Linked DNA regions of Mus musculus: all the other regions are linked to region 4. Evidence: chromatin loops called from intact Hi-C (ENCODE). Cell type or tissue: heart. All regions are shown on one strand.

Region 1 (2,500 bases), 61 kb before region 4:
GTCTCAAAAAAACAAAAATTGATTGATTAATTAATTAATTAATTAATTAAAAAGAAGAAAAAAGGAAGGAAACTGTGTCTGTTGAGAGGCAAACTCATAGACACGGGTACGACAGACTCAGCAAAACTCTGACAAGGTACAGAGAGCCAGCAAGCGTCCCTTTCAGGGAAGATGCAATGACACCATCAGTCCATTACAGCAAAAGCCTATAATTCCAGTGCTCATGAGGCTGAGGCAAGACTGAGATACACAATGAAATCCTATCTCAAAAACATCATCCAGGTTTTGGGGCACACACCTTAACCCAGCACCATGGAGGCAGAGGCTGGGCAATCTCCGAGTTTGAATGCATAGTGTGTTTCAGGCCATGAGGTCTCCATTGTGAGACCCTGTGATAAAAAGCAAAATAAAACCCTAACTAGCCGGGTGTGGAGGCACACGCCTTTAATCCCAGCACTTGGGAGGCAGAGGCAGGCAGATTTCTGAGTTCGAGGCCAGCCTGGTCTACAGAGTGAGTTCCAGGACAGCCAGGACTATACAGAGAAACCCTGTCTCAAAAAAAAAAAAAAAAAAAAAAAAAGTGGGGTTATTATTTTTTGTACTGTAGAATCCTAGGCAAGACCAATTCATATAATACGGAAATTTATTGATGAAATAGGGATTGTAGGCTAGAAATTATTAGAAATATTAGAAATATTCTTTGTTTCTGGGTGAGAGAAAGTCTGTATTGTATTCTGCCTTCATGGTGTAGTTCCCAATGGTATCCATTGGTGCTAAGCTTGAAAAACAGCGAAGGAGGGGTAATGTGTGTGTGTGTGGTATGTGTGTGTGTGTAAGAGAGAGAGGGGGGGGAGAGGGAGGGAGAGAGAAGGAGAGGGAGAGAAGGAGAGGGAAAGAAGGAGAGGGAGAGGGAGAGAGATTGATTATGTCAAGATGCACATGTGGAATTCAGGGTTCAATCTCTATTGGGATCTAACTCAGGTCTCCCAAAACCAGAAAAAAAAAATGGTGGCAAATGTGTGTATACACGGAAAAATGTGTGTATACACACAAAGAAATGTTAAAACAAGACAAAAAAAAAAAAAAAAAAAAAAAAAAACTTCCTGCGGTCCAGATCGATCAGCTCAGCGTGTAGGAACACCAGGAATGCCAAAGCATTCTGTGAAGGAGAATCCTAAGGAAGTCCTAGGGAATCGACAATGTTGCTCCTCACCAGCAGGTGGCAGCAGTGAGCTACTGAGACGCTGCCACTGTACACTTCGGCATCCTCTGGGCCTCCAGTCTACTGGGCAGCATAGGGGCACTTTTCTGTAGGAGACAATGACAGAATTATTGGTACTAAAGCAGAGGCTGGAGCTGGGAACCGTTTTTGGTAATGGTTCTAGCCCTTCTCACAGTCTTGGCTGAGAGACTCACTTGACAAAGGTCCAAAGGTATCTTGTTCCCTAGGCCAGAGTCCAAAGTTCCCATGTCCTACCCCACCTGCCTTCCTTACAAAGACATTTCTTGAGGCCCTTATTGTTATGTCAGGAGTTTCCTAGAAGTGTGACAGGGAGCATGTGTAAACTAGCGGAAGACACCTTGGTAAACAACTGCACTTGGCCGTGACTCTGGAAAGCAGTTTGAATACTGAGTAAGTACACCACCTTGGGAATCAGATAACCAGGGAGTTACCTTACTCTCTCGGACTCTTTGTCCTGAAGATGAGGGCATTTCCTTCAGAGATGAACAGCGGGCTGCAGCTCGGTGGTAGAGCCTAACTCACCTAGCATGCGGCAGCACTGGATTTGTTCCTGGTATCACCACGCACGTGTGAACACCCAGCTCAATATTGTAAACTTCCACAATACGGAAGCACTGCGTAGAGATTTGTTTCTTTTGTTTGTTTGTTTGGTTGGTTGGTTTTTTTTTTTTTTTTTTTTTCGAGACAGGGTTTCTCTGTATAGCCCTGGCTGTCCTAGAACTCACTCTGTAGACCCGGCTGCCCTCAAACTCAGAAAATAGAGATTTGAAGAAGCTGGATATAGGAGAACGGAGGCCACGCTTTCAGGCAGAAGCAGACAGATCTCTGTGAGTTTGAGGCCAGCCTTGTCTACGTAGATAGTTCCAAGATAGATGGGTCTGCGTAATAGACCCCGCAGAGAGAGAATGAGAAAGAGACACACACACAAAAAGGAGTGACTAAGATAAGTTGTTTAAAGAACAAAGATAGACACTCCCCTGCCTCACTATCAATGGGGACAAGGACAAGATTAGCTTCCCTGGTTGGAAGTCAGCTTGGTCTGGATTCTCTCCACACATCAGCAGGCATTTATCTATGGAGCATCTCCTTGAGTTTCTTTCCAGAGCTGAACAACTATACAGCTCAGCTGGTAGAATAATGACCTAGCATGTGGAATTCTACCCTGGGTTCCATCCCTAGGACCAATAAGCTTTAGTGAGATGGCACTTTCTTATGATTCCAGCACTCAGAGGGACTCAGGAGGACCAAGAGTTCAAA
Region 2 (2,500 bases), 150 kb before region 4:
TGGCTCACAACCATCCTTAGTGAGATCTGATGCCTCTTCTGAAGTGTCTGAAGACAGCTACAGTGTATTTATATATAATAAATAAATTTCTAAAAAAAAAAAACACAGAATAAAAATACTAAATGGCCTAGAGTGTCATGCTGGGGGTCAGATCTACAGTTATAAAAACATGTCTTATCTCTGTTGGGTGGTGAAGGTGCATGCATTTAACCCCAGCACTCTGGAGGCAAAGTTAGGGAGCTCTTTTGAGTTTGAGGCCAGACAGGTCTACTCCACGAGTTAGTTCCAGAACAGCCAGGGGTATATAGAGAAACATTTTCTTTAAAGATATTTTTTAAAAGGATTATTTATTTATTTTATGTATAAGTATACTGTCAATGTCTTCAGACACACCAGAAGTTGGTGTTGGATCCTACTAAAGATGGTTGTGAGCCACCATGCAGTTGCTGGGGATTGAACTCAGGACCTCTGGAAGAGCAGTCAGTGTTCTTGTTTGTTTGTTTGTTTGTTTTTTCGAGACAGGGTTTCTCTGTATAGTCTTGGCTGTCCTGGAACTCACTTTGTAGACCAGGCTGGCCTCAAACTCAGAAATCTGCCTGTCTTTGCCTCCCAAGTGCTGGGATTAAAGGCGTGAGCCACCACGCCCGGCTAGTCAGTGCTCTTAACTGCTGAGCCATCTCTCCAGCCCTCTATTTAAAAAAAAATTTTAATGTATTTAAGGGGTTGGAGAGATGGCTGAGGGGTTATGATCACTGGCTGCTCTTTCAGAGAACCAGGGCTCAATTTCTAGCACCTACATGGTGGCTAACAACTATCTTTAACTCTAGTTCCAAAGGATCCAACACTCTCACACAGACATTCATGCAGGCAAAATACCAATGTACATAAAAGTAAATAAATATTTTAAAATGTATTTTTAAATTTTTTTAGATTTTTTTTGTATTTTATGTATGAGTAGTCTATCTGTATGTACACCTGCATGCCAGAAGATGGCAGCAGATCCCAGAATAGATGGTTATGAGCCAACATATGGTTACTGGCCATTGAATCTCTGGAAGAGCAGATGATACTCTTAACCATTGAGCCATTTCTCCAGCCCTATTAATAATTTTATTTTTAATGTGTATTGAATATTTTGCCTGAATATATGTATGTGTACCACATGTGTGTCTGGAGCCCATGTAGGTCAACTGAGGTTATCAAATCTCTTGGAGAAGGAGTTACAGGCAGTTGTAAGCTGCCATGTGGGTGATAGGAACTGAATTTAGGTCTTCTGCAAGAGAAGCAAGTGCTCATAACTGCTGAGCCATCTCTCCAGACCCGTCGTTATTTATTATTTTATTATTATATTATTTTTCCCTTTGCCTTAATTTTTATTATTTTTTTAAGACAGGGAATTACTATATACCACAGGCTGACATAGAACTTACTTTGTAAACCAGGCTGGCCTCAAACTCTGAAATCTGTTTGCCTCTGCTCCCCAAGTGCTGGGATTAAGTTTGTGTGTCACCATATCTGTCAGTTAATTAATTGATAAATTAATTGAGATGGAATCTCATTGTATGGGCCTGACTGTCCTAGAACTGGCTTTGTAGTCCAGGCTGGCCTTGAACTCTGTCAGTTTCTGCCTCCTGAGTGAGTGCTGGACCCAGCAATGTTTTAAAGAAAAACTGGATTATACTGGACTGGAGGGAGAGGTTGGTGGTCAAGGACATACACTGCTCTTCCAGAATACCTAAGTTCAATCTCTAGTGTCCATGCACAGAGGTTCGACCACCTGTCTGTCATTCCACTGCCAGCAATGTGGCTTATACACCTGGACACATAACTTAAAAATAAACATATCATATTATTCATTTTTTTGCTGTGTGTGTGTGTCTGTGTATGAGTGTGGTGCTGGAGATTGAACTCCCGGTCTTTTATATGCTCAGCAAGTGCTTGGCCACATCCCAGCCTTGACGTGATTTTTAAAAATAACTTACTTATTTTATGATCATTGGTTGTATTTTACCTGCATATGCATGTATGTGTGTATTGTTAGAGTCCAGGAGTCACCCTACAAACCAGAGGAACATTGATGTCAGTCAGACAGGGATAGTTTATTGAACACATACTCCAAGACTCATCAATCAGGGCCATAGCTCAGACTCGAGAGCTAAAAGCAACAAGGGTGAACTCTATCCAGGGTCAGTTTATATAGGGAAGAAACATAAGGAGCTCATAAGCAGATACAGTGGGGGCTGCAGGGTGGTCGGCCTTCTTCCAAGTTTCTTCAGTCCTTTAGACATAACAGTTTAAGCTGCCCTCTATCTTGCTTTGCCCTGAATGAAGGCTACAGCTGGGGGATTTGCAATCATCATCATCATTATAACATAACTGGGTATGTGGTCAGCTTGATCCTGCTGGGCCAACTTATTCTTCTGTCAAAGAATGGCATGCATGGAACAAAGTAATAAAAGCTATGCTTAGCCGGGCAGGCTTCAACATGTATGAGTGTGTC
Region 3 (2,500 bases), 100 kb before region 4:
AACAAAAGGATGTGGTGAGAAAACAGTAAACAAACAAATGCATTGGGGGAGGGGGGGCTGATGACTGTGAGAACACTTGCTGCCTTTGATCCCAGCACTCACTGCGGGTGCTCACACCCTCTAAGTCCAGCCCAGAGGTCGATGCCCTCTCGCACTTCCATCACCAAGTGCTGTTTCAGAGCCATGGCCTGGGTTCTCCCCTTTCCACCCAGCAGTAACCCCTTTTAGCTGCCATGAGGCCCAGGTCACTGACAGAAACTCAGTCATCTCTGGGCTCCAGTTCACTGTTAATGGCTCCACTCTCCTTGTAGCCTGCTCCTCAGACCTCTTCAAATGCACATTAGATTGTCCATATGGCACATTGCCCAACCTTTGACTTTGTTATTGTATTTATCTATAAATATGTATTTTATAACACGTTATATATTATATAAAATATGGCACTGAATACATGTTATATAAAAGTATAATATGTAATATATTAAGTGTATTTTAAATATATTTTATATGTTAAACATTTTATATTAGCTGGGCATGGTGGCACACGCCTTTAATCCTAGCACTCGAGAGGCAGAGGCAGGCGGATTTCTGAGTTGAGGCCAGCCTGGTCTACAAAGTGAGTTCCAGGACAGCCAGGGCTATACAGAGAAACCCTGTCTCAAAAAAACCAAAAAAAAAAAAAAATTAAAAAAATTATATTAAATAGATCATATATATATATATATATGTGTATGTATATGTATTATAAAAGTTCTATCTTAGGAAACCACAGTGGACATATAGAACCACTCCCAAACGCTGCTCTCTGGGCTGTAAGTTGCACTCTGGCATCTCTGGATTCAAGCTCAGCCTGATCTACAGAGCGAGTTCCAGGACAGCCAGGCTACACAGAGAACCCTGTCTCAAAAACACAAAACAACAAAAAGTTGTCTATGACCACCACATGAGTGCACACATAGATTAAAAAAAAATTAAACGCCGGGCGGTGGTGGAGCACGCCTTTAATGGCAGCACGCCTTTAATGACAGCCATGACTATACAGAGAAACCCTGTCTCGAAAAAAAAAAAATTAAAAAAATTAAAAATTTGGAGAGATGCACTTAAGAGTCTGTACCATTTTTCCTAAGAACCAAAGTTTGATTCCCAGTACATATGTCTGGCAGCTTATAAATGTCTGTATCTCCAGTTCCACTAGTTTCTGTGGGCAGTTACACTCATGTGCACACACACACACATATGTAATTAAAAATACATCTTTTACTGATTTATATGTTTGGTTGCTTTGCATGCATGCTTGTCAGTGCCCATGTGTATGCAGTGCCCATGATGGACAGAAGGGGGCATCACGTTTCCTGAACCTCTTATCCCCAGCACCAACTCCAAGTCCCTCAGATATAAACATTTTAAAGGGCAGCCTGTCTTTTGTAGCATCACTGCTACAAGAATTGTTACTCTTCCATCAAACTTTGCTGGCTTCTCCCTAAAAGAAATTCTAATTTCCTAGGAAAGGGGCTGGAGATATGGCTATGTGGATAAGAGCACTGGCTGCTCTTCCAGAGGATACAGGTTGGTTTGATTCCCAGCTCCCACATGGTGGTTCACAACCATCTGCAACTCCAGCCCCAGGGTACATCACCTTCTTCTGGCTTCCCTAGGCACTGCATGCACATGGTATGCAGACATACACCTATACACATACATTTTTAAGAAGTAAAATAAACCTCACTATAAAAAATTTCCCAAAAGAAGCAGGGTGTGCAGTACACTCCTTTCACTTGAGAGGGAGAGGCAGGAGGGTCAAGAGTTAAAAGCCAGCCTTATCTATATGTAAGTTGGTGGTCAGAGTTGCCTAATTAAACCCTGCCTCAAAAACAACCAAAGACACATGACTCAGTATTACCAGTGCCAATGTTTTGTGCCATTCTGTACAATTAAAAAGACTTTTTTTCCCTAAATAACTATAACTCAAGACAGAACATTATGGGCGTGGTGGTGCATGCCTTTAATCCCAGCACTTGGGAGGCAGAGACAGGCAGATTTCTGAGTTCGAGGCCAGCCTGGTCTACAAAGTGAATTCCAGGACAGCCAGGGCTACACAGAGAAACCCTGTCTCGAAAAAACAAAACAAAACAAGACAAACAAAAACAAACAAAAAAAGACAGAACATTAATTAAAAAACAAAACAAAACAAAAAACAAAATCAAGCCAAGCATGAAGGGAACTACTGGTGAGATCCAAGTAATTTCTGAGCATAGTCAACAGTAAGGGACAGCAAGACGGTGGTGGCTCAACCCATTAGGGAACAGGGGCAGGCAGAGCTATGTGAGTTCAAGGCCAGCTGCCTGGTCCACAGAGTGAGCTCCAGAACAGCCAGGTCTACACAGAAAAACCCTGTTTCCCCACCCCACCCCCAAAAATAAATAAGCAAAAAAAAAAAAAAAAAAGAATGGGCAGACATCAGCTTCTCAGTTCTGAAAGTCTGACATGGTGACACAGACAC
Region 4 (2,500 bases):
GCTGGCCTTGAACTCCTTCTGTATCCCAGCCGACCTTGGAGTTTTAATCCTCCCACCTCAGCCAAGTAACTGAGATTATAGGCTTGTGCCACCACCAGTTCAGATTTTCTTCACACTCACACACACACACACACATGGGGAGAGAAAGGCAGACACACACAGAGAGAGATTTGTGTATATGTGTGTGCAAGTGGCAGGCACATGCATGCCAGTGTCTGAGAAGAAAGTGCTGACTCCTCTGGAGCTCTGCAGTTACACGTGTTTTCGAACTGAACTCAAGATCTTCTATAAAAACAGCAGGGCACACTTACCCTCTAAGCCTGGGTTATATGTATGTGCAGGCACACACAATTTTTTTTTTTTTTTTTTGTCTGCTTGGGATTCCAACTCAGGTTCTTTCTCTCCAACTGCAGTTGTTCCCCCTGCTCCCTGCACTGCCACCTTGAGACAAGGCCCAGGATGGCCTGGGATTGACAGTGTAGCCCAAGATGGCCTCCAACTTGAAGCAGTCTTCCTGCCTCTTAATTCCAAATGCTGAGATTACAGGAGTGAGCCACCGTGCTTGGGTTCTGGGTTGTTTCTGTCTTCAAAAGAAATAATGACCCGAGGCTTTGGCTGAGGCGTTCGCCTTGCTGCTGCATCCTTACCCTGCTCCCACTCTGGAGGAGAGGGTCTCCAGAGACATTCCAGACCAAAGAAGCCATTTGATCTTCAATTGCCCACATCCTCACTTATCTGATCTGGAGGCTGTCGAAGGAGGACAGCAGGAACTAAGCGCAGCATCCCACACCTTACTAACACAGCCCTGCAGACTTCCGGAAGGGCCAAGGAAGGATACGACGATGCTGTCTCCAGCCCTGTCCTTTCCTCATAGAGATTGCCTCCTCTCATGCGTGCTCCCCAGGAGAAAGGCCCTGTCTCAATGAGCTGCTACCTTCATCTCTGATCTAAGTTAGATCATTCTGAGAAAGGCAGCTAGTACAGAGACAGGAGCAGGAACCAGGCCCCTTTGACCAGCGCTTTGAAGCTCACAGGTGTGAACATGATAACCTATGACTGGTTTCTTACTCTGAGGGAACTGAGGCTGCATGCCTGTCTCTATGGCAACACAAGCCACAGACCCTCTGTTCATATGGACATGCTTTCTGCACACCCTGTGGCTTCCCTTTATATTTTATAATACTACAGTTTAGGAGGTTTTGGAGGCATACTGTGAATGTTAGTCATCTGAGGAGGCCCTCTTGCCAGGGACAAGTGTCTTTTATGTCTGCTGACCTCTGGTGGTGAAATTTTGAACTGTAGGCGCCCTTCCCAGTTGTTAGCCTGTTGGGCAAAGGTTATGCTGGCTGGTACACACTTCTCAGCAATCCAAATTCAAATGTTGAAATTCTGTAAACAGTGGGGAAAAAATTTTTTTTGAGACACAGTCTATGTAGCCCTGGCTGTCCTGGAATTTGCCATGTTGACCAGGCTGGCCTCGAACTCAGAAATCCACCTGCCTCTGCCTCCCGAGTGCTGGGATTAAAGGCATGTGCCACCACGCCCAGCTAAGTTTGCATTTGTTTTAAGGCAACGTGGATAATACAGAGAACAGAACCTTGGCTTTGGGGTCATACCTACCCAGGTTCAAATCTCACTCTGCTTTTCGTTGTTGTTGTTGTTTAAAATTAGAATGACTATTGATATGGCCTAGACGGCCATCAATGGGAGGAGAGGCCCTTGGTCTTGCGAAGATCATATGCCCCAGTACAGGGAAATGCCAGGGCCAGGAAGCAGAAGTCCGTGGGTTGGGGAGCAGGGTGGGAGGAGGGTATAGGGGACTTTGGGGATAACATTTGAAATGTAAATGAAGAAAATATCTAATAAAAAAAATGAATGACAGCTGGGTGGTGGTGGCACGCCTTTAATCCCAGCATTCCGGAGGCAAAGGCAGGCATATTTCTGAGTTCGAGGCCAGCCTGGTCTACAGAGTGAGTTCCAGGACAACCAGGGCTACACAGAGAAACCCTGTCTCAAAAAAAAAAAAAAAAAAAAAAAAGAATAACTCTTAACAGCTCATCTATGCTGAATCTTAGTGAGTAGAAAAATTAGATAATTTAAAATGCATATTTCTGGCTGTTCTCTAAAACATACTAGATGCTTAATAAAAGATATCCTCTCGATGGTGGTAGTTTCCTCAGTGTCAGAAGTGAGTGCATGTATGCGGGCTTTGTACTGTTTGTACAAGAGCTCTCTGTAGACTCTAGGCAGTTCCTGTTACCATGCTGTCTTCTTTCTTTCTTATGGCAAAATATACAACACATTACCAATCTAATCATTTTACTTTAATTTTTTAAAAGATTTTATTTATTTTATGTTAGTACATTGTCATTGTGTTCAGACACACCAGAAGAAGGCATCAGATCACATTATAGATGGTTGTGAGCCAAACATGTGGTTGCTGGGAATTGAACCTCTAGAAGAGCAGTCAGTGCTCTTAACCACTGAGCCATCTCTCCAG

Evidence for each region. Hi-C counts contacts between places; a loop is a spot of excess contacts. Peaks named below come from ENCODE experiments on the same cell type or tissue, not always from the same donor. Only the 100,000 strongest peaks of a DNase experiment are listed, where the experiment ranks them.
Region 1: a loop joins it to region 4, with 5 times the contacts of the local background. A loop is called at or near these places in 26 of 42 quality-filtered maps.
Region 2: it touches region 4 in a loop (3-fold over the local background); 3 of 42 quality-filtered maps call a loop at or near these places.
Region 3: it touches region 4 in a loop (2.2-fold over the local background); 4 of 42 quality-filtered maps call a loop at or near these places.

What each region holds. Positions count from the first base shown.
Region 1 is chr15:102,380,531-102,383,030 of GRCm38, forward strand. No RefSeq gene overlaps it. Among named protein-coding and RNA genes, the nearest start is that of Sp7, 15 kb to the left of the region's middle. In heart, a CTCF peak has its summit at 1,226 (motif pointing right); a DNase peak (open chromatin) is centred at 1,261.
Region 2 is chr15:102,286,594-102,289,093 of GRCm38, forward strand. No RefSeq gene overlaps it. Among named protein-coding and RNA genes, the nearest start is that of Mfsd5, 8.4 kb to the left of the region's middle. In heart, a CTCF peak has its summit at 986 (motif pointing right); no DNase peak of the experiment used is centred here.
Region 3 is chr15:102,340,464-102,342,963 of GRCm38, forward strand. The region is part of intron 7 of Aaas (achalasia, adrenocortical insufficiency, alacrimia); the gene reads right to left. Among named protein-coding and RNA genes, the nearest start is that of Aaas, 9.0 kb to the right of the region's middle. In heart, a CTCF peak has its summit at 1,324 (motif pointing right); no DNase peak of the experiment used is centred here.
Region 4 is chr15:102,441,409-102,443,908 of GRCm38, forward strand. No RefSeq gene overlaps it. Among named protein-coding and RNA genes, the nearest start is that of Amhr2, 2.7 kb to the right of the region's middle. In heart, a CTCF peak has its summit at 1,295 (motif pointing left); a DNase peak (open chromatin) is centred at 1,283; H3K27ac peaks cover 223 bases.